Linked DNA regions of Mus musculus: all the other regions are linked to region 2. Evidence: chromatin loops called from intact Hi-C (ENCODE). Cell type or tissue: heart. All regions are shown on one strand.

Region 1 (8,000 bases), 110 kb after region 2:
GAATCCAAAGTCCCAGTCCATACAGCCAAGAAGCAGGGAGATAGATAGATCTTAAAACTCCTGCATGCTACCTTAGAGGCCTGAGAGCAGGTCTACATCAGACCTCTCCTCCCTGGGCCAGGCCCTTTGCCTAATAGTCACAAGAGGTTAGTGGGCCAGAAAGTCTCATGACGGGACATCTCAGTCCATCTGCGTGGACTCTGGGGGAGCCATGTGGGACTTGGGGTGAGGAGAGAAGGACTGCAGATCATGAGCAGTGCTTGGCACTAGGCACGCAGCTCCCTGCTCCACAAGCTTGCATGAAGCTTCAGGTTTGAGTCTCCTCACACTGCTCCAGTGTGAGTTCAAGGACAGCCTGGGCTGCATGAGGCCCTGACTCCAGAAGGAAGGGAGGAACTGTGGATCAGCAAGGTGTCTCGGTGGGGAAAGGTGGTCGCCCTCAAACCTGGAGACCGGAGTTCAGTCTGGGGACCCACGGGGAGGAAAGCGGGAACTGACTCCCACACGTTGTCCTCTAAGCGCCGCACATGCGCCGTGGCACGTCGCCCGCCCACACAAATAGATGAATAAGATTTTAGAGTGTTTAAATTTAAAACCCTCACTTAAAACGAGAGGGAATTCAGTTCCGATATACTGGGAATGCTGTGTTTGTTCTGACAGCCAGGATGAATCTAGACAAGTGTGGGGGGGGGCGCTCTGCCTGTGTCCCCATCCCAACACCCAAAAATATGCCCACTGTCCCGACCAATACCGGAGGACGATTGGCCCTGACTCTGCTCGCCTCACTCCTTGGTTTCTGCAGGGACCCCTCAGGCAGTGAGCTCTGCTCTCTGTTTATTCCCCCCTGTCCAGCCTGCCCTGATGAAATTCTTGAAATTTCATGGCGACAGGCAGAGTCCTGCTAAACTAGTTTTTGTTCTTCAGCCTCGGGGCCACTGAGCCCTCTGTTGAGGCCCAGAACAATGTCCCAATGTTCAGAGAGACTCCAAGTGGGTGGTGGTAGGGTCTGTGCAGATCAGAACCATCTTGCCCCAGTCTGCCTCGAAGGCCAGCTTCTTTCTGTCTCGGGGGCCAAAGTGTTGCTGGAAAGTCCCTCTGCCAAACCGGGAAAGCCCTGGCTCCACTACCAACCTCAGCACCCTGGGCACGTACCCTGGCATCCCTATGGTAGCTCTGCTCTTGCGCCACAGGAGCAGGCACACAGGGACAGGCCGTCTCAGGGGTAAGATGGCATACCTGGGAAACAGGAATAAGGCTTTCCCGGGGAAGAAGGAACAGAGCAGGCAAGGTGGGGAAGGGTGAGGTTAGATGCAGAGACTCGCTGTAGCGGGGTCCAGGCTCCTCCCACTTCCTGAGGCCCAGGCTCCTCCCACTTCCTGCCGGGCAGCGGTGGTTGATCCAGGACCAGCTGGTAAAACTAGGAAGTCCCAGGAGGAGATGGACCGATCACCTCATTTCCCCATGTCCTAGGTGGTCTAGGACAGAGGGAACTATCAGCCTGCCTCAGACCCAGCAGGGGGACAGTGTAAGGGCACCTTGGCAATGCGGCCAGGTTTCTGAGAGTTTGAGGTGACTGTTTTTGGGGTCCCCACGTTCTCAAACTCAACTGGCCTGCTTGCAAGGCAGGGCACCAGCTTTACCTGTGACATTTTAGTCAGAATTCAGGATGCATTGTGGCTGGGAGCAGAGCCTTGGTGGCAGTGGCTTTACAACCTGTGTAAGTCGCTCAGCCATCCGTGGGCTGGTTAGAGCAACAGACGCCGTGTGGAGCACGCCTTGGCTGCTTCCCCCGCTCTTCTCACCTCTCCCTGGGACGGAAATGGAAGGTGGGAGAGAGGTCCAGGGAGAGTCCCTCCTGCAGTCTTCCTTTACGCCTAGGTATTTACTGAGCACCTACTATATGCTAGGAACTACACAGGCCAACTCAAGGCTACAACTAGGTTTGAATCTTGCACTGAGTTAATCTTAGTGGTCCAGTCAGAACACACAGCGCTGCTGTGACCTTCAGTGGACCACTTCTCTTCAAACCCCTGATTCTTATTTTGTACCCAGGTTCAAAGGTTCCTCTCCCGATCCCGTACAGATGGGAAACTGGTAATGAGAACGGACCTGGCTCTAGCTGTAGGTTATGTTTGGAGGCGTCTCACAGAGCCCTCCCTCCAGGTTCTTCCCCTAGGTGCTTAGGCAGCCAGCTGGTCTCCGGCTGAGGCACTGGGGTTGAGAGCCAGCCCCACCTTATGCTGGGCTGCGTCCTGGTGAGACCCTCAGCTAGGCAACTCTATTCATCTGTCATCATTCGTCTGGCCAGGGACATGGGCCACCCTGTGCTCCCAGCAACCCATCCGCGGCCACTGGCTAATGCACAGAGAATCTCTTCATAGAATCGGTCTTACCCAGCCCGGCCCAGTGGCTGTGGGTCAGAGAGAGATTGGATGAGGAAGGGCACAGGACTCTGTAAGTGCATTCTGCCCACCTCCACCACAGTCCCTTCTACCTGGGTGCAAAGGTGCCCACGGGAAATGTGTCCGCACCGAGGAACAGAGCCTCTGTGTCCCCGCTACCATGCTGGATAGACCAACAGGAGGGACGAGGATTCAAAAGCCCTTGTCTGGCCTGACCGTCACTCCAGCAAAGGTCAGTGAGGGCTTGGTGCAGGCCGAAAGGCTGTCGTCAGGGCTGACACAGGGTTTCTGGCTCCCTTAAACAAGAGCGTAGGGAAAATATAGGGGTGCCTCTACAGGGTGACCTGGGGTCCTGGTATTTTTCTCACATTGTGCTTTCTGTTCTCCCCTGATCCCCAGCCTTGGGAGGAGTTGGGGTGTGGGTGTCTCTCATTTCCACATACTTCCTGTCTCATGGCTGAGGCCCAGGTACCCTGGGGCATCTCCATCAGGACAGGTAAGCCCCATCTACCCACCCACGCAGGTCTATCCAGCAGGCAGGTGTTCTGCCTCCCCCAGGACGGGTGGCCCCTTTCTCCTCAAAGCCCAAAGGCTCATTCTGACCATAGCTGTCTACTCTTGAGTATAACCCCCCAGTTGGTGACCTCTCAGGGACAGTGCAAATCAGAGCTGAACTTAAAACTGGGCCTTCTCCACTCTGACGCAGGCCTTCTGATGGCACCAGGGAGAAGGCTGTTCATCAGCTGACTATATACTTTGTGAGGCCCAGGGGCCAATGTCCGAGGTACAGCCTCATCCCTGGCAAGGAAACTCAGTCTGAGGGAGGAAGGCACTGCAAGGGAGTGCTCACCCTGTGGGAGGCAGCAGATAGCATCACAGGTGCTGAACCCAGCTCCACCTCCACCTACTTGGTGCTTAATTGTTTAAGGCCCAGGGCTCTTCTAACAATGGCAGCTGCTGATCCAGTGGGGCAGGAGAAGAGATTGTGTAGGCTCAGGGCTTCCCACAGCACCGGGCCAGCCTGGTCAGGTGCTCGGAGGCTCGCATAAAGAGCATAAAGGCCTTCTACCTGAGACCAAGGGATGGTCAGCTACTCAAGTCAGAGAGCAGGTGGGGACACCTACCCGGAGGGAGTCTGCAGCCAACCTCAGGAAAGAGGCTGTCTCTGAAGGAGCCTTAGGAAGTGTTCTGAGAGGAGGTGGGTACAAGGCCATTACTAGCTCCATCGACACTGGCATCAGATATGGGGACAGAATCTGGGTGTCTCTGAGTTCCTCCTGGCTCTGATATCTTGTGGTCCTGTCAGAACTAGGTGCCTATTGCTGTGGTCCAAGTGTGTAACAACTTAGGTATAATGGCTATAAGAGCAGAAAACACAAGCAAGCAAGCAGAGAAACAAACAAACACTACCTCAAAGTGAGGAGCAAGCTTTCTGAAATCCCTAGGATCCTTTGCTATAGTGGTCTGTAAGGCGCTTAAGGTTGGAGTTTGAGCGCCAGTCTAACTTTGAGATCCTTAGAACCAGTGCCTCATTCCAGATCTGTGTGTATCTTTCGCCACCTGGTGGTAAGACTGAGTATTACAGCCACCTGCATTGGTACTGTCTGTCTATTGTTATTCTCCCAGGAAGCTGGTAATCCCTACTTCAGTTGAGGCAAATGGCTGTATCTCCACCCCCTCCCCACCCCCACCCCAAGGTGTATGTCTATAGAGACACCAGGGGTGGTCCTGGAGACTTTCCTCTGGCCTCCAGAGCTCCTGGATAAAACTCTAAGGATGGGCGCCATCTGGTGGGCACAGGAAGCCTGTTCCAAGAAGCACCCAGAAAAATCTAGGCTTCCTCCCACTAACTATAATCAATCCCTCTGGCTCTCTAGCAGGTAGCCAGCTTACTTGTCACTGGGGCAGAGGTAGAGGTGGAGGTGGGGGTGATCAAGAGTGCATACAGCTGACTTTGTGTCCCACCCAGCCTAGAACTGCCACTGACAGGCTGTGAGCCTGAGAGTCTAACTCAGTGCTGAGGCTCAGACGCTCCCCCCCCCCCCCCCCCCCCCGCCAGCTACATCCAGCCTTTCAAATGGTCTCAAGTGTACCACTGATGTGACAACTAGCAGCCCAGTCCCCACTGTGTGGCTATCACTACCAATTTCAGAATATGTTTACCACTCTTCCTGGAAAGTGTATCACCACTGCATTACGGCTGGTTTGCTTGCATGGATGTCTGTGTACCATTGGGCCCAGATTTAGTGACTGAGAGGGCCTTATCAGGCATACCACCGAGACCAGATCACCCCAAGAGCAATATTTACCTTGGCTTACCATCCGTCATACCCAGTTCTTGCAGTTCATTTGGGAGATGACACCGGGCAGGGAGAGAGGGAGGGAGGCAGCCAGTGTTAGTAGTAACAGCTCTGCAGGAGCCAGCAGCTCAAGCTATAGGCGTGCCTGACTCCAGGGATGCCCAGCACCCCTGTCAGCCCACATACAGCCCACTGGCACACAGCAATTGTGGGGAGTCCCAAAGGCCTGAGTGAGTTAGACATGGGTGATGTACACTGTGCTAAGGGTGACTCACTGGGCTTCTCTCATGTCCTATTCCTGGGAAGCCAACCTCCCCAGCTCTAACCCCAGGGCCCTGTCTTCCTTCTCTTCTCTCCCTTCAGTGCCTCATCGTCTGATTTACCCTCCCTCCCCATCTCTTTCACAGCCACCTTGACATCTTCTTTCCGTCTCACAGCCCCAGAGATAAGGAGTGAGCTCTTTTGAACCTGAGACCCAGTAGGTTCTCTGCAGATACAGTACTGAGTGGAGCATCTAGTTGGTGCTACTGTGAACATTGACCCTACCTAGTGGAGACTGGACTGGCACTGCCTCGGGGCACAAGGTCTGTGCTGCCTGGAAGAGGCAGGGATGCTCAGGGGGGCTGCACTGCTGGTGTCTCAGGTACAGTGGCTGAATAGGAAGCAATCTAACAGCTATCCAGTCCAGGAGGGCTCCTGCCATGGGCCTTGGAGAACCCATGGGGCCCATATACAGGAGAGGCTGTGGTGGGGAGCAGCCTCCTGGGGAGTCTCTAGGGAATGGGGTTAGGCATATCTACCACAGGCATGTCACGGTGAGCCAAGCGCTGTCAGAGACGTGGTTTCGAAGCTACATGGCGGGAACACTTGACCAATGTAGGGCTCCTGTCACTGTTGGGATCGGTAATCGGGACAGCAATGAGGGATTCTTCCCGTCTCCCCACCATTGAGAAGGCAGTGTTTAATGGGGGTGGGAAGGGTGGTTCAATAGCAACTGCCACCATTCCTGCCCCTATCTGGGCTCCAGAACCCGAGGGAAGCAAGTCTGTGGGAGACCTAGAGCTGATAAAACCCAGTCTAATCCTGGAAACTGAGGCATAAAGAAGGCAAAGCTAGGCCTGAAAACTAAGTCTTGACACCCCAGTGCTGGACTGGCCTTTGGGGTCCATCAGAGTTACACTTGGACACGCTCAGAAATGTAACACACACACAGTCGGTAGGACATTGGGAAGCCCCCAAGCTGGCGTGGGGAGGCTCTTTGCTGAGTTTCCCCAGCCACAAAGGCCCTTGGCTGGGAGCCGCTGGCCTGCCTGTTGAGCCCACTGTGTGGAATGTGGCAGCCGCCTGCCCCTTTGTGGAGCGGCCTCATTAAGTCCGCCTCTTGGCCTGACACACTGAAGACATCTAGACTTGGCATTCATTCGTTCCCTTTCCCTGGGATCCAGGAGCCCCCAAGGAGGCCTGGCAGCCTCACAGCAGAGGGGATTCCTGGGAAATCTGAAAGCAAAGGGGCAGCCATATCACAGGGGTCTTGGGACCCCCAACTCTGCAACCTAGCAGCCCTCTGACCTCGGCAGAGTGCTTTACCCACAGAGTCCGACTCTCTTCCCATCTGTGCAGAGATGCTCTATCATCTCAGCCTAGCTACATCCCTCCCAGGTCCGTCCTGTCCACAGCCCAACCTCATCTCCCCCTCAGTGCCCACCTTTAGTCCCCTGTCTCAGACGATGCTATCAGTTTGCCTATGGATCTTGGCTCCCCTAAAAAGCCTCCACCACAATAACCATGGGGCCAGTGCAGAGTGGCCAGCAGTGCAAAGGGAGGGGGAGGAAGACTGTGTTGAGGCGAGCCTAGCAGGTAGCTCCGTACTTTATTACGCTCAGAAATATGGGTGCGGGATTATTTACAGGAGCAGGAATGACTCACAGGCAGATGAATCACGAAAGCCCACCCCGGCCTGGGTGACAGCTCACAAAGCTAGGAATCTGATGCACAGCACACACCCTGCAGACAGTTTAACAGGTTGGAGAATGTCCTTTCCAGGTGGCCCACTTGGCTAAAGCCTCTTCCAGACAACTCTCCTGGCCTCTGCTTCTTTCCAGGCTACATGCCCAATCTCTGCTTCTTGTTTACAATTCTGCTTGTGGGAGAATGGCTCTCTCTTTACTGTTTACTCTTAGGGATGGGGGAGGGGCCTAGTGAGTCTGGTCAGTTTCAGGAACTTCCTGAAGCTATTTGAGTTGCTGACTTTCAATCTTAAGGAGCCTTTCTGCAGAACGGAATTGTTCGAGGACAGCCTGGTCTACAAAGTGAGTGCTAGGACAGCCAGGGCTACACAGAGAAACCCTGTCTCAAAAAACAAACAAACAAACAAACAAAAAAAAAAAGGAATAGTTTAATCTAGGAGGAAACTACTTCATAAGCGCTGTAGGGGATATCTGAGGTCAGTAAAGAAATCACTAGCCGTTGTGGTCCCTCCTTTAAGGTAGAGTCTTAAAAAAGTAAAATTCAAATTCTCTAGGCTTTTTTCCTTGGTTTTGTTTTGTTTGTTTTGTTACTGTGAATTGAAGCATGGAAGGACTCACTGTATCATGATTTGTGTGTGTGTGTGTGTGTGTGTGTGTGTGTGTGTGTTTAACTGGTTTTTGTTGTTGTTGTGAGACTGTCTTAATTTTGTAACCTAGGCTGGCCTTCAGTTTGCAGTAATCCTCCTGTCTCTGCTTCCCAAGGCCATGTTAGGAATGCATGTCATGACACACCCAGCTCTGTCACAGGTTTTTGAAGTAGCAGTCACATGTGGGGGTACTTAGTGGCCGTCATAGGTGCTTGGCCACTGTTTTGGATAGTGTCAATAAAGACCACTACCAACTTTCTAGAGAAATCTCCTGGGCAGCTCCAGTTAATGTGCCTCTAGGTGTTGGCGGCAGACTTGGAGCACACTCTGTCCCTCTGTCCCTGGAGGTCGGAAGCTTAAGAGGGTTTTCTGGAAGAGAAGCCTGTGTCAGGCTGAGCCTTGAAGGTGTGACACGCCAGAGAGACGGTTTGTAGGTGTGCATCATATGGTCATAAGCATAGATGGCTCTTAAGTTTGCATCTTGCTTCCTTGTTACTAGCCGTGGGACACCAAGAGAATGTCCTGGCCTCTCTGAGCTGCAGCAATAAAGTGAGACTAAAACGCGTCCTGAAGACACAGTAAAGTAGTTAGCATGGGGCCTGCATGCTTCGTGCTTGTGTCTTTGTGATGTAAGGTCTAAGTCCCCCTGAGAGATGCCTGTGTGACCTCCAGGGTCCTGGCCCT
Region 2 (8,000 bases):
TTCGATGATCTTCAGGCCTTCCTGTGCACTCATGTGGTGTGCAGACACACAGGCAGACAAAACACCCACACAAATTAAATAAATAAGTGTGTGTTGTTTTAAAAAAAAGAAAGAAAGGAAAGGAAAAAGAAAAAAAATCAAACTAGCAAACGACTTTCCTGAGAAGTTGACGTCACTTTCTACTCCGATCCAGGGAGCCGGGGGCATCCTCTGGGTACGCCCTAAACACAAGTTAGTGGGCAGGGCCAGTTCCAAGATGAACTTGCAAGAAGGGGAGGGGGAGAAACTGAGCAAGAAGTATGAACCCTGGCAGTTTTTTCATGCCAGGCCCCGTATGTCCCCACCAGGGGTCAGCCAGGGTCTGGAAGGCAGATGTTGCCCTGGCCAGCTGTTGGAATTAACAGAGTCAACGTCACTTTGGTCTGGAGGGAGCCCCAAAATTTCACTCAGATTTGCACATCTCTATTTAAGACCTTATTCTGCAGAGCAGTTATCCACCGTCATTGAATATGTCTAGAAGGGGACTGACTAGAAAGATCGGCACGGTGCTCCATACACTGTCTTACTGGGGGTGGGGGGGCAGGCAGCAGGAGTCAAGGGGGCAGAAATGCTTCAGTTGAGGGTAGGGAGAGACCGAGCTGGAAGTATGATGTTTTTGTGCACCATGGAAAGGTTATCCTGTGTTATTTGAATGTTGATTTTTCGGCCCTCATATCTAAGTTTCCATCCTGACATAGCATTGAAATGCTTAGGTGGAGAATCGCCTCTCTCACTGCGCAGTGGTGGCACACACCTTTAATCCCAGCATTTGGGAGGTAGAGGCAGGCAGATTTCTGAGTTTGAGGCCAGCCTGATCTACAGCATGAGTTCCAGGACAGCCAGGGCTACAGAGAGAAACCCTGTCTTGAAAAACCAAAATAAATAAATAAATAATAAAAATAAATAATAAAAAGAATCTCCCATCTCAAGTTTGTGTAAGCAAGTCTTATCATTTATTCCCTGCCTTGTTGATAAATGCTGATGAAGTATCAAAGATGACTTGGGGCTGGACTGGCATCCTTCGGCAAGCAGCTCAGGGCTGAGCATATATCCTGGGTGAGCAAGCCTTGTTCAGGAAGTCAGGCTCAGCTCTGACATTCCCTGTTAACCAAATACCCCTGCCCCGGGGGAGTGCCTTCTTGCCTTCCATCAGCACTGCAACTGTCTTTGAGGTAGAGAAACCCTGTGTCTGGTGTCAATACTCTTGCATCCATCCAGTTTGTGAGTGTTTAGGTGTGTATGTGTCTATGTCCATGTGTATGTGTATCCTTTAGTGCAAGATGTCTGATATCCACCTTATTCCTTGAGACAGGATCTCTCACTGAACCCACAACTTATTGTTTCTGAGCTAGCTGGCTGGCCATCAAGACCTGGAATCCTCGTCCTAACTCTGTCCCATATAGTGCTAAGGTCACAGGCTCGTGGCCACACCTGGCTTTTACCTTAGTACTGAGGAATCTAAACTCTGGTAGTCATGTGTGCTCACCGGCACTCTTTAAACTTTTATGTGTATAAGTGTTTTGCCTGCGTGTATGTATGTGCACCACGCTGGGTGCCCAAAGAGGTCAGAAGAGGGCGTCTGATCCCGTGAGTTATGGGTGGTTGTGAATCATTGGGGAACTGGACTCAGAGCTGTCTTTTCTCCAGCCCCCTCCGCCAGTGCTCTTCCTGAAGAAAATGCAGAAGTCTCAGAGTGGCCCAGGGCTTCTGACAAGGGGGAAAAAAGTCACTAAATCCTTTGCCCACATTTCGGATGCTTTCCACTAGACGCAAGCACAAAACACAAAACATTACTGTATTGTGAAACAATTGGATTCGTTTTGAAAACACCTACTCCGTTAAATATTTGAAAGTAGAACAGGAAAAAAAAGATGAAATCGGTGTGTGTGTGTTAAGTTGAATTAAAGTAAAGTTGAGCTCCAAGACCAGAGATGGGCAAGCGACTTGGAAAGTCAGCTTTCCAGACTAGAAGGAGTGATGGCGAGGAAGCCTGAGCCTGGAGCTAAAGACGATCTGGTTCCCAACCCAGTGGATTTTTCCCACCATTGTGTGCTCCTCCGCCGGTTGCCAGCCCTGGGAGAGTCCCGGGGGAGCCCGGACTTAAGGCTAAAGTGGTGTCTGTAACCTTGTCATTGGGAAATGTTGTCGCAGGTTAGTTACACAGGCACTGATCGATGATGGAGGCAGCAGCAGATCAATAGATCCCATTTCCGGGGAGAATTCACCCGTGGTGACCTGCAGGGGGGCAGGTGGTTCATCAAAAGAAGGCTGGCTTGAAAGATTTAATGCTGCTCTCTTCTCCCGTCCGGGTCTTCTCTTGGAGGGAGCTGTAGGCAGTAACAGGCTGTAATAAACTACTTTTCCTTAAAGAGATCTGGGGAGATGGCAGTGGTACAAGGGACAGAAAGGTGGTCACAGATCCTCTGGGAGACCGAAAGCCAGGATGGGGGCGCGCTGGGCTCACTTTCGCTGAGCCTCCTTTCTCCAAAGCTACCCTGAGTTTGGGGACTGGGTAGAGTAGCCCTTCCAGGCCTCGCAGGGCTGAGCCCCTCGCCGTCCGTCCGAGCCCCTCCCCCGGCCCGGAGCCCCTCCCCGCGCTTCCCCTCGCCGCGCTCCCCTCCCTTCCCCTCCCCTCCCTTCCCTGCTCGCCCTGCCTCCGCCTCCTGCGCCCACAGCGCCGGCCAGCGCCGAGCCCCCAGGAGCCCGAGCGCGGCCCAGGGGCGCCGCCGGCCCCTCCCCGGCGCGCTGACAGCAGGCCCGGCCCCCGCCCCGTGCCCTCGCTGGCGGGACACACCCCCAGCCCTCCTCTGCGCCGCCAGTTCCCGCCGGCCCCACCGAGCGGCAGAGAGAGCGGGCAGGCGAGCGGAGCGCGGCGGCGCGGGAGGGAAGGGGCGCGCGGCAGGCCCACGGGAGCAGCCTGGGACGCACGGAGCCCTCGTGCCCTCCGGGACAGTCGCCTGCCCCGGAGCCTCAGCTGTAGGCGCCCGGAGCCTCGGCGGCGAGTAGCGCGTGGGGCAGGGGTGGCGTGTAACTGCAGGAACCGGGGCAACCGGAGAAGGAGCCGGAACCCGGCCGGGATGAGAAGGTGACGCCGCCGGGGGGCGCCACTCGCTTTGTGGGGACGATGCTCGCCTACTGCGTGCAAGATGCCACCGTGGTGGACGTGGAGAAGCGGAGGAGCCCCTCTAAACACTATGTGAGTACTGCTTCCACCGACCCCGGCGGGGGGCTGGCCAGTCCCGGAGATTCACGCCCCCAGGGGCAGCCTTTGACTCCAGAGTTTGTTCGCAGGGCTGTGATCTCTAGGGAAGCCTTTTCTGCCCTTCTTCCACTCCCCTGTCCCGGGTTTCTTTTTTTGGCATTGCAATTGGCAAGTGGCTGCCCTTGTCTGTTACAACGGTGAAGTCATGTGTCCGCCCGCTGCTAGGATGGTTGGTGGGGGAAGCTTTCGTCAGCCCCTTGCAGAGCATTTAGTTCCTTTGGGAAGGAGCATCTTTGCCGCGCTCCCTAGGGGAGCCGGGCACTCACGCTCATTCGGCCCGGAATGCTTTCCGTTGCTTTGACCGGAGACCCACACTTCTCTTTCTGCTTTCCACGTTTGCTGTTCTGCCTGCACCGGCTGGGGACAGAGGAAGCGCTTTGCCCCCTGCCCCCTCCACTCTTCGTTTCAAGCTTTGATTTCCTTCTTAAAACCATTGTGTTCCGCGGTGTGAGGAGAATTGTGGCTTTTCCTTTTATCCCTCCTCTGGACGTGACCCTTCGCTGGGGTCATTTCCTCGTGTAAGTGATGCTCTGACTCCAGACACGAGTAGGCAAATGTGGTCTGTGGTCTCCGAGGCACGGTTGACTGGCCCGCCGCCCCTCCCCCTTCTTTACCCAAACTTAATGAGAAGAGGCTAAGGTTGACCAGCTGGGCTTCAGAGTGTGTGACAGTACTCTTTCATCTCAGCCGGTCCTGTCTCCCAGTCCTTTACACCTTTGGAAGTAAACATTGTGTCCTTGTTGCTTTAGGATGACTTGCCGAGCTCTGCTCCTGGAGATAGAAGAGACTCACAGTAAAGAACCCAAAACACAGAAAACATGGAGACAGTAAGGGCAGCCTCTTATTTGCAAATTAGGCATTTAAAGGCGTATTTAGAATGCTCAAAGCATTAATTTTAACAATTAAAACGGGCTGTTGGTGGCTGCCCTAGATTGCACATTAGTCTCCAAAGTGCCTTCTATTTCACTGTTGGAAGGAGGCTGGGGCTGGTGGTGTAATACCAGCCGGAGGCTACTCTTTCTGTCAGGATCACAGCAGACTTGAAGGCAGAGTTCTCTGCAGTTGACTAGTGGGGCTGGACTCAGGTTGGGAAGAAGGTAAGAGTGGTCAGACCGGAGAGACGGATCTGTGGGGGGCATTCCCTGACACAGTCAGAGATCCTTTCCAATTGTGTAGTCTAGTGTCGAAAGCCTCTACAGCCGTTGCAAAAACAAAACAAAAAATCCCAGATTTCCTCCAGGAGCTGTGGAGGCAGCTAAGTAGGAGAGCCCTTGACTAGCGAGTTTGGAGAGAGAGAGAGAGAGAGAGAGAGAGAGAGAGAGAGAGAGAGAGAGAGAGAGAGAGACGGAGAGACGGAGAGGGAGAAAGAAAGAAGAGAAGAGAAGAGAAGAGAAGAGAAGAGAAGAGAGTGTGTGTGGTTGGAGGGCTTCGATCAGCAGGTGGCCACTCTGCTCTAAGGACAGGTATCCATTTGTACATCTCTGGGTTATGTATGCTGCCAACCATCTTGACAACTTTGAGGGGCACTGCAGGCTGTCTTAAGGATTGTTTTATATATTTTTTTCAGCCTTCAGTTGAGGCTGGTACTGCTTTCAATGATGGCAGACTCTGCCCTGAGACCCTAGCAGGCGACTTTCCAGGTCTGGGTTTTACATGAAACATCCAATTTAACTTTGAGCAGCTAAGCCCAAGGTTACAATGTAAGATACACTGGCAGCAAAGTAGCAGCCAACAGGACCAAGACCTGCTGTTGGAAGTATGGAAAGGCAGGTCAGGCTACTGTTTGATCTCTTTAAAGGCTTACCCTCTGTGCAACATGGTACACATTCTTTAAAACTCCACTGGGGCACAGTTTCCTTGTATTGAAAACAAAATTAAATTCTTTGATGTGTACAGGTGTTTTGCTTGCATGTATGTCTGTGCTCCACTTGCATGCAGTACCTGCAGAAAGCCAGGAGAGGGTGTAGGTTTCCCTGGAGCTAGAATTACAGACAGGTGTGAACGATTGGGTGGGTGCTGAGAATTGAACCGGGGTCCCCTGGAAGAGCTGCCAGTGCTTATAACCCCTGAGCCATCTCTCAGGCTCTAGTTCCTCACTTTTAAAGTGAGGGTAATAATAGCGTGTACTTCATAGGGCTGTCAAGAGACTTAAATGACATCACCCCTGGGAAGGACTTAGCCCAGTTCTGGGTACATAGTGAGTGCTCATCAAATATTAGCTAACTGTTGGCGAGACTCTGACAAAGAAAGTTTCTGACCTAAAGGAAGAGAGACTTGGCGTTTTAAGATTGATAATAACGTGTACTGTGTGGAAAATACAAAAGAAGTCCTGTTCACTTCCCTTGAAATGGTCATTTCCTCCCTTTCTGCAGACAGAGTGTTTCCTGGGTCATCTCCACTTCCGTGTGAGAATGAATGGATGATGTGATTCTTGGGGCGGAGAGTGACGTCACCTAGCAGATGGGATCACGCAGAGTTCTAGAAAACAATGAACGGAGTGTGCTATATGTTGTGGCCTTGTGGAGCTGGCCGGGGGCAGATGGCTCATCTGGTGCAACCTTTTACTTAACAGATAAGGGGATGACAGAGAAGCAGGTGGGTTACCTAGTCACAGCACTGGGGCTAACGGACGGACTTCCAGCCTGTGGTGTGGGTGAAGATACCCCAAATCTGGTTGAAGTTGACAAAGAAGAGAGATACACTGCTACACAGTTTGAGCACTGATATATAATACACTGGTGCCCAATAATTGAAAGAGTTCAGGAGGGCTCTCGGGCAGTTTTGTTTTTTTTTTTTTTTCTATACCTCTTGTATAGTAGATACCCCATCCTGGAAGGGCAAGTGTTGTGAAAGAGGCATTCCAGCATGGTTAGCCGGCAGGACACCTTGTACATATGTGTGGCAAACCCCACACTGGGAAAGCATGTCTCCTTCTATGCCTGCTTCGATGGAGTGCCGAGCCTGTGCTTTGGCAAATCGCAGAGCAGAGTTTTTTTTTTTTTTTTTTAATGGATGTGCACATTAGCCAGAGCTTGCAGATGAGGGAGGCTTGGAGCCCATGCAGGAGGGACAGCACTGGCTCCAGAACACTGGGGAACACATGAAAAGGTTCTCTCAGGACACCAACCGGAGGGTGTGCACATCCCCACAAGGAGGGGGAGCTAAAGAGGTGGGGGGGTGTATTTCTGTGCTTTGGGTCTGTTTATAAAAGGCAGACAAATAGCCTCCGTCTTCCATGCTGTTCGTAGTGCAGGCCGCACTCCACTTCCTTCCTCTCTGCCAGCCCCTGCCCCGGGTGGGGCTGGGAAGGATGAGCACCCGCTGCTTGGGTCAGCCTCCCTGCTTGGGAGACCTTAGGTAAACGGGCGTTGGCCTCAGACCCTGTTTCTTTAAGATGGCTCTGCAGATGCCAGATGCAAACCATAGCCACCTCCGTCGGAGGGCTTGCCGGTGTAAGTTGGAAAGCAGACTTCTTTGCGCGCACAGGTGTGTATAGGTGTGTTTGGAGCCATATGGTGGCGGGGAGACGCTTGTTTATCTGAAGCAAAGGAGACATCATGTCTGTTTGGATTTGGGAGGTGTTTTGCTTTCACGGTCATTTCCTTCCCTGAGTGTTTATTTCAGACAAATACCAGTCGTGAATGCTCTGATCCTCCACAGGACTCTAGGGAATGCTAATAAGAGCCAGTGTCAGCAGCTACTTCCATGGTGCCGGATGCTAACAGGCATGCTCTCCAGGGAGCCTGATGCTTCATTTACTGTACTGGCGTGTCTGTGTGTGTGTGTGTGTGTGTGTGTGTGTGTGTGTGTGTGTGTGTGTGTGTCTGTGTGTCTGTGTGTTGCTCTGATCCTTATTACAGATGGATTGACCAAAGCTTGGTGAAGTTAAAGTTGCTTAGGATTCCACTCAGCTTCAGTGGGATCTAGGTAAACACAGGTTAGTTTACTGCCCAAGGAGAAGCCCAAGACAGGGCTCTTCCCACTCGGTCGGTGAGTGAGTCCAGGCTCAGACCCGTGTGACGGTGAGAGAGTGGTGATACAGGGTGGCATTTGAGGGCTGTCTTTCTGGAAAGGTTGCTCATCATGTGTCATGAAACTGGGTTTGACTGGTGGACGGAGAGGTTCCTGGGAGAACAGGGTCTGTCTCCAGTGAGTGCTGGAAAGATAAATGCAGGGCAGACCTGTGAGACTAATGCATTTTCCCTGATTTCCATCATGGCAGATTGTGTTTGCTGTCCCAGGAGTGGTGCGTTTAGGAATCGGTAGCAAACCCCTTCATGCCTCTGCTCTTCATTTTTATTTCCTGAGCCCGAGATTATGGTTCCAGCCTCACTGGAGCGAGAAGGGCAGCCTCAGAGTTGGAAAGAGCCTTCTTTTTTAGGGCCTTGAATCATGGAAGAAGTGAGAGCAGGCAGATTGGGGTTCAAATACCGCCTCTGGCACTCCCAAACAGTACAAGCTTGGATCCCTGACTTGACTCCAGGCTCAGCATCCTCACCTGTAACTAGGCAGAGAAGAAGGCCCAGCTGTTGAGGGTCTGATGGGACGGACACTGGGCCGCCTGCCCCGTGGAAAGCACCCAGTGTACATGACACCAGAGCACAGAGGACAGCTGTCCAGACCTGGAGGTGGTGCTGGCCTAGTGTTGGGGCCTAGTGTGAGATTGTTAGATTTCTGATAAGCTGAGGAGAGAAAGAAG
Region 3 (8,000 bases), 84 kb after region 2:
ATGGGAGTCTGGGGCAGTAACATTAAGATGAGATTTTTTTTTTAAAGGAATCTGTTTTGCTCTAATAGGGGCATGGTAGTGAATATTTGTAATTGCAAGACTCTGTCTCAAACAATCCACCACTATCACAAATCAGAACTTCAAAATAATGAAGCCCTGGAATACATTTAAGACCAGGAAGTAGCTGGCAGCATGGTGGCCTGCCCACTCTCCTGACCTTGCACTTCTGGGCTGGGTTGGGAATGGCATCAGTGGATCTAGTAGGTGGTAGGATCTTCTTGCTTACTGAGCAAGTACATGCTTGCAAGATAGAGCGTAGCTGTTGTTCAGAGCCTGTGCTTGGGGGACCAGGGGTAACTTTTATTGAATTGACTAAATGGAAAAAGGTCTAAATGGAAAAGCCTTCCCAGAAGCTGTGGATGTGTGTGTGTGTGTGTGTATATATATATATATATGTCACACGCCCTTCCTAGTGTGTGTGTATATATATGTCACACGCCCTTCCTAGCCTGTGAATCTTTATCTGTAGATTTATTATCATTAAATTGGATGATATTGGGGGAGATATACACTTATTAAGTAGTAACTGTAATCCTTTGGCATTAATTTTCTCATATGTACAATTGTTATACACACACACACACACACACACACACACACACACACACACACACACACACACACATATATATAACCGGCCTCGTGTGTCCTGGAAGTGCTTGCTACCCTGTGAGACAACTGAGATTATCAGTTGAGGTTTGGTGTTAAACGATGGGACATTCCTTACTGGAGGGCTTTCTTATTTCCGTAAACCTTGTTTCAAGTTTTATCCTGTGTTTTTAGAAATATAGAAATTTGAGGCTGATCGGAGCCTTCTTTTCAGTCACGTCACATGCCTACAGTTAAAATTTTGTCTGATTACATTTGTTTATTTTTATTCACCACCTAGTGGCAGATCCTTACATTGCAGGTATAGTACCCCACAGGGAATACTAACTTTCTGTAGGAAATTATATAACACCACAACTGCTGTTCCTAAATACAGTTTCATATAAATTAAAAATGGGGGTAAAAGAAACGCTCAGAGTTTAAGAGCACTGACTGCTCTTCCAGAGGACCATGGTCCAATTCCCAGCACCCACAGGGCAGCTGAAAGCTCTCTGTAACTGCAGTTCCATGGGATCTGACACCCTTACACAGATATCCATGCAGGAAAACACCAATGCACATGAAATAAAAAAAACAAACTATTTAAAAGAAAAAGAAAAAGAAACCCTCTTTACCTTTGTTTTTCTGTCGCATGGTAAATCCCCAAATTTCCATTTGGGGTACCAAATAGAATCTTGGGAAATATTCAATTCTTGTTTTTACTTGTTCATTCCTAAACCTCGAAGGGGCCTGTTTTTCTGTGTCTGGTAGCATATCCGTCGACAGGGACATGGCCCCTGTGCCTCGTAGATTCCCATTCATTAAGCCCTCACATGAGGATAGTCCCAGCCTGAGACCCCATGACCGTGAAATACAAGGATCGACCTGTTAGTATATGACTTTTTTCTAAAAGCCATTAAGACCAAAGGACTAAGTGACCAGTGATGGAATATTATGCAAAAGGAAAAACATGTCAGGGAGACAGGGGTCTTCTAGCCCCGCCTCAAATCCAACCATACTGGCAGTATGTGGCTGCCTCTGCATAAGGCCAGCTTTGTGCCCCTCTTAGCCCCCTGTCCCCAGTCACTCCCATTTCCTTTGAAAGGTGTAGAAAGCCCCCTTGTCTGGAGTGTTTTCCTGCAAAGAGCCCCTACTGAAAGACTCCACACACAGCCAAGGCTCTGGCCTTCACCTTTGCCCCCGACTTATTCTGACAAAGAGTTCCTCTCTTCCCTCCTAAGCTTTTTGGGAGACGTGGCTAAGGCTAGCAAGAATTGAATGAAAATATAAATAGAAGTGTAACGCATAACCAATGGTGTTCCCAAATATCTGGAGACATGATTGTCGGTCAAGCAGCAGGCAGCCACCAAACCATGCAGGCGTGGTGGCTAGTGTGGGCCATTCAGTCAGTTGAGTGTCTGCAGGGTGCTTCCAGCATGTGAACGGTGGCAGCGGCTGGTGAAAACCTTGCTCTCGGTTACCTAGAACACCCTCCTTGTCTGCTCTCTCGGCACCCATCAGCCACGTGACCAGGCACAGACGGCAAAGTTAGGCCACACCACCTGGGCCCAGATCAGCCAGTCATCCGATCAGCCGTGTGACTCGGGGACATACAGAAGCTGCCTCTGAGATTTTAGTCTCTTCAGCGTTGGTCATGAGAACTTTAGAAGCTCGGTTTGTAGAGAGCAGGAGCCAAACCTTATCTATCTTGTGAAGTAGCTGGGGATCTGGGACCGATCGCCTGGGGCGGATGAGTTCTTGGCTCTCCGAAACAATGTCCTTGGTTGTAGTTCTCATTGCTGGGTGAGGATTGAGATAGGATTTGGACAGAGGGAAAAAGGCCAAGTTGGAGACCCTGGGCAGTGTGACCTCTAACTGCTCCAGCCTGCCTCTCACCGGCTTTGTGAGGTTGGTCAAGTCATGTCTATAAACCCAGCTTTGACCTAAGAAGTGAGGCTGGCATGAGATGGCTTCTGGACCATCTCAGTTTTTACAGCCAAGATCCATGGGGTCACTGTGGACAATGCCGAGACCCAAACTGAGCTCTGTAGTGTCAGCCAGCCCCATCCCAGGCTTGGGATGCGACGCGGGAGAACTCGGAAGGAACTCTGTCCTGTTAGGTGAAAAGTGTGATTCTGCAGGCATGATGCTACGTGTATGGGTGGAATCCCAGAACTCAGGAGACCGAGGCAGGAAGATGGAGAGTCTGAGGCTGGCTTGGAGCAAAATAATAAAAGTAACAACGAAAGAAAGAAAGAAAGAAAGAAAGAAAGAAAGAAAGAAAGAAAGAAAGAAAGAAAGAAAGAAAGAAAGAAAGAAAGAAAGAAAGAGGTTTTTAATGTGTTGAGACAACCACTCAGTAGTACCTGCCTTTTTAGCATGTGTGTGAGGCTCTGAGTTCAGTCAGAGGTATAAAAACAAATAACTAGTGGTCCTTGGTCTTAAAGGTCCAGGAATTCAGGTGTTTTCACTCTCAGTGGCCACCTGCGATCAAGCTGTTACCCATCCAGCTTGTTCTTACACATTCATGACCCACCCCAGGATGTTACCCTAGTCCTCCCTTTCCTCAACGTAAATGTACCCCACTCTGCAGCCACCTTGAGCTTACTTCAGCTTCTTAGATGAGCCTGGTCACTCTCATCATTGGACTTTTTTGATGGGGTTCCTGCCTCTCCCTGGAACTCGCTTCCTACTTCTCTTCCTAGCTCCCGCTCATGTGACCCCACTGAAGCTAATCTCTCTCTCTCCCTCTCCCTCCCTCTCTCTCTCTCTCTCTCTCTCTCTCTCTCTCTCTCTCTCTCACACACACACACACACACACACACACACGAACCTGCAGCAGGCCACTCAGCCTTAGACCGTCAATGTACCCATCTGTAAAATGGGAGTAACTACAGTATCTTGTACCTAACTAAATTATAAGGTTATATGAGCTCAAATAACAATCAGTAGAAAACATGGCGTGCGCACATAGCCCAGACCACGTCTGGCCTGTCTTCTTCCTATCCATCCTTGTAGAAGGGGTGTATTATGTAGGTTTGGAAGTTACTGAACAGACCGACTGTCTGGGATCTGTATTGCAGCTGAGCCAGACCCCAGAGAAGTAGGCCTTGGGGTAATGCTCTGCCCCAACAGAGCCAAGCAAACTCCCTTCTGGCTGGCCGGGTCTAGCTGTGGTCCTGAGGTTTCCTTGCAAGGGAATTCAGACCAAACCTCCCAACTGCTCAGAGGATCAGTAGTGAACAAGGCCACTGCTGAGCAGGGATTGCGGTCCCCTGCTACAGAAGGCAGGCCATTCTCTTGTGGCCCTCCAAGCCTGATGCCTGGCCACACACTGTAGGCCATGCCACAAAGAGAGGCAGCCAGGAAGCTTTGGCCAGTATCCCTCCACCCGCTTCTGGAGGACAGCTCCCCACAGGGGTGGAGTTGAGGCAGTAGAGCTGAATGGGGCCCTTTATCCCCTGCTCCCACTGGGAGGCCGAGCCACTGCCCTCCACACCCACCACACCCAGGCCCAGGAGGACACTGTGACCTCAGCACCAGCCTCTCTATTAAGCAGGCTCTCTGGCCCCACTGTGTCTGGGTCCTGGAAGATGAGTCCCGCCCTTGCGTCCAAGATGGCAGCCCCAGTGTGAAAGGAAAGAGTGCCGTGTGTGTACATACATGAGTGTGTACACAAGAGAGAGGCTCATAGCAGGACTGTGTGGACACACACTCATTAGTGTATTGGCTGCACTTCAGTACAAGTCTGTTGCCTGCTGCTGCATGCAAGGCCTTGTGCTGAGCCCTAGAGACACGTCTGTTAGTGTTGCGCTTGTAGTCTGTTCTGCGGCAATACTACAAAGAGTGGCCCATCTGAGCATGACCAGAAGTGGTGCACTCTGGGAGTGAATTGACTCCTGCAAGGTTTAGTCTGACCTACATGCATGCACACACAGAGACAGACAGATGGACGGACAGACAGAGGCAGAGAGAATATAGTACTAGTATTATTCTGAAGCTGGGCATGATGGTACAGATTTATAATCCAGGCTAATTTATGAGGCTAAGGCTGGAGAATTACCACCAAGTTCAAGCTAGCCTAGGCTACATAATGAGTGCTAGCCTGGGCTACAAAGTGAGACCTTGTCACAGCAAGAACAAATCACCACAGCAAAAGATTATTCTGGCCGCTAGAAAGTGGAACTAGAGATGTGGGCTCAGTGCAGCATGCCCAGCTGCTGGGGAGGCTGAGATGGGGAGACATTGGAGTCCAGAGGTGTGAGGAAAGACAGACTGGCTTGAAAAATAAAGAAGATGGGAGGAGGGATGAAGGCAAGGAAGGAAGATGGACACAAAGGTTGGCTCTGCAGGATTCACATAGGCACTGGATAGCAAGTTAGCCCTGCCTAGCATGACAGCACTATGTCTATACTCTGTAATCCATTGTCTAGACTGTGGTCCTACTGGGTGAATGAGAAGGCTGATATATAGAAAGCATACTGTGTCCAAGAACATAGTGGTGTGACAGCTGACACCCAGCTTGGTGGTCCTAAGTTGTAAAGCCTCTTGTGCCCTTGAGCCCGGTTCTGGGAGCTAGAAATCATCACCCCACTTCCCAAGATGCCACAGCCCTTCTAGCCGTGCACGCTGTGACAACAGCAAAGTGAAGCAGGGCCTCACTCTGGAGCCCGGCCTGGCCTGGAACCCACGGCAGTCCTCCTGCCTCAGGGGTCCAGTGTTGTGGTCCAGACTTGTGCTATCACTCCCAGCTAATGGTTATCCTCCCCCCCCCCCCCCCCCCCGAGACAGGGTTTCTTTGTGTAGCCTTGGCTGTCCTGGAACTCACTCTGTAGGCCAGGGTTATCCTTTCAATCCATAGCGAAATGTCACCATTTCGCAAGTCTGTTTCCCTGTGTGTAGGAATCAGGGAGTTGCACAAAGGGCTCGCCTCGCATGCGTAACGCTCTGGGTTGATCCTTGACAATACATAACTGGGTGTAGGGACATGTACCTGTAACCCCAACATTTGAGAGGTTCTCCCCTGTAATTTTCTATAGAGGATTCATTGTAACCTCCAAAGACAAGTTGGAGTTCAAGTCCTAGGCTGTACAACCTGTGACCATTATGTTCATTTGGAAAAGGGTCTCTGATGGGTGATTAAGTGAAGGACCTCAAGAAGAAATCAGGGCAGGCTGGAGAGATGGCTCAGTGGTTAAGAGCACCGACTGCTCTTCTGTAGGTCCTGAGTTCAAATCCCAGCAACCACATGTTGGCTCACAACCACCCATAATGATATCTGACGCCCTCTTCTGGAGTGTCTGAAGATAGCCACAATGTACTTACATATAATAAATAAATAAATCTTTAAAAGAAGAAGAAAAGGAGGAGGAGGAGGAGGAAGAAACCAGGGCAGGCAAGATGGCTCAGTGGTTAAAGACACTTGCCTCTGAGCCTGATGACCTGAGCTTGATTCCTGGACCCCATGTGGTCCAGCTTCTGAGTATCCCCTGACTTCCCATGACCTCTGCATGTGTGCATGTGCAATGTCAGACTCATGTTCATGTGTATGTGTATACACATATGTATGTGTGTGTGCATGTGTGTGTTTGCATGTATGTGTGTGTGCATTTTGCATGCACATACCTCCACAGACACCTACATACTTATAGTTTAAAAAAAAAAACATTTTTCCGAGTGTTTTGTAGTCCTTGATGTTCTGGAACTCACACTGTAGACCAGGCTGGCCTCAAACTCAGAGAGAGCCATCCACTTGCCCCTGCCTCCCGATTAAAGTCAGAGCCACCACGCCTGGAAATTTAGAAAATGTTTAAATCTTATTTACTTCAAAGTCGTTGTAAGGATATCCTTGCAACACCTAGCCCCAATAAACCCTTAGCTCGTCACCCCTCCTCTTTGCCTCAGTCAGCCCCCCCAGCCCCACTGAAGAGCCATCTCAAGGGTCTGTAGAGCTTAGGTTCCAACAGAGAATGCGGAGGTCCCAGCAAGGAAGCGTCTGCTCCCTGCCTGCGTCAGGCACAACTGCAACCCAGGTCTCCTTGCTTGAGGTCCCAGCTCCTCAGCCCAGCCCTGAATGGCAGGAAGAGGACCCTCCACTTAGTTCTCAGATATTGTGGGTGCTCAGCGTCTCCATCTTTCTAATTACCTCCCAAGAACGAGAAACTCCTGCTGAGCTGGGTCTATTTCAGGTCAGAGTATAATCTGCCCTGTGGTACTTGTAGTGTTTCTGGGGCAGCTTCCCGTGGCTTTGAAGAACGGACGCAGCCGAGTCTGCCATAAAGGGGCTTCAGGACCTTTACAAGCAGCCTTTAATGCTCTGTGGTCTCAGCCGCCTTGATGGATTTCCCTCCCCCTTCTTTCCCTCTTTCCCTTTAATATGGTCCCTGGTTTGGCTTCCCCAGTGTGGTTTGGATTCCTCACGAAGAAGTCAAAACCAAGGAATCCCTTCCCAGCCTCCGTTCCCTCATCCCTGTGGGCTGTCTGGTCCAAAGCATAGTATAGAAAAGCGTTGCTCAGGACAGCCACCCTTCTAGGGTCCCGAGACGCTAACTGAGCTGCCCTGCGCTAGAGCAGCTGACCCCTGACCCCTGTGGAGGGCCTGGGGGGCATCCACCCAAGGCGTGGTGGCCTTCCTTCTAGCAGCCAGAGGGGCCTGTGCTCCGGAGCCAGGAGAGCTTTGGTCGGGTGGAGCCTTCTCTTACCTTCACCATCTCTAAGCCTCTAAGGCCTCCTGGAGGCCTGCAATGCTCCCTTACCCTTTACTAGTTCATCTACGAGACCTCTGTCAGAGGTGTAGTTGGCTTTGGGACGAAGGCTGGAAGGGGACCCCAGATGAGTCCCACCTTTCCTTCCCTCCCTCCCTCTCTTCTATCCTTCCGTAGGATGTTTGGAGGGTGAGGCCTCTCTAGGCTGCCCTTAGTTTCTTCCATTCCTCCTACGGTCCTTTAGGGTCTCGATGGGCACCTCTAGGCATCTAGCATCAGAGAGTCTGGCAAACACCTGGCTCCAGTGGGAAGCCCAGGACTCCAGCCCAGGGACACCCATCATGTCATCAGTCTGGTCTCTGTGTACCAAACATCAGCTTAATGACAAAGGCCACTTTACACAGTAACCCCACAGCCACATACATATGTGCCTGTGACATATGAGCAATAACGCAACAGGCAACCAAAAAGAAGAGAGTGACGAAGAGGACATTTCCCCCCATGAGGAATGGGGTCACTAGTATCTTAATCAATCACCATTTGGCTTCTTGGCCAGGGAACCCCATGGTGGAATTCTAATCTGCAGGTGGACAAACACTTGACTCAAGGGAGCATGGAGGAGCTTGGGGCAGGTGCTCGGGTGGGGAT

What was found. Hi-C counts contacts between places; a loop is a spot of excess contacts. Peaks named below come from ENCODE experiments on the same cell type or tissue, not always from the same donor. Only the 100,000 strongest peaks of a DNase experiment are listed, where the experiment ranks them.
Region 1: it touches region 2 in a loop (5-fold over the local background); 31 of 42 quality-filtered maps call a loop at or near these places.
Region 3: it touches region 2 in a loop (3-fold over the local background); 21 of 42 quality-filtered maps call a loop at or near these places.

The regions. Positions count from the first base shown.
Region 1 is chr19:47,352,724-47,360,723 of GRCm38, reverse strand. All of the region lies in intron 5 of Sh3pxd2a (SH3 and PX domains 2A), which reads left to right. Among named protein-coding and RNA genes, the nearest start is that of Gm29834, 70 kb to the right of the region's middle. In heart, a CTCF peak has its summit at 4,002 (motif pointing left); DNase peaks (open chromatin) are centred at 1,323 and 4,093; H3K4me3 peaks cover 817 bases; H3K27ac peaks cover 1,691 bases.
Region 2 is chr19:47,459,299-47,467,298 of GRCm38, reverse strand. Sh3pxd2a (SH3 and PX domains 2A) reads left to right here and starts at 2,888. Exons shown (of 15, transcript NM_008018.4): 1 at 2,888-3,235. The coding sequence starts at 3,164. Gm52384 (a long non-coding RNA gene) reads right to left here. Exons shown (of 3, transcript XR_003952863.1): 3 at 6,305-7,799. In heart, CTCF peaks have their summits at 331 (motif pointing right), 1,609 (motif pointing right), 3,154 (motif pointing right) and 5,253; DNase peaks (open chromatin) are centred at 1,618, 2,768, 3,128, 5,758 and 3 weaker places; H3K4me3 peaks cover 3,212 bases; H3K27ac peaks cover 4,757 bases.
Region 3 is chr19:47,375,418-47,383,417 of GRCm38, reverse strand. All of the region lies in intron 3 of Sh3pxd2a (SH3 and PX domains 2A), which reads left to right. Among named protein-coding and RNA genes, the nearest start is that of Gm36885, 49 kb to the left of the region's middle. In heart, CTCF peaks have their summits at 972 and 4,060; DNase peaks (open chromatin) are centred at 2,207 and 4,147; H3K27ac peaks cover 4,126 bases.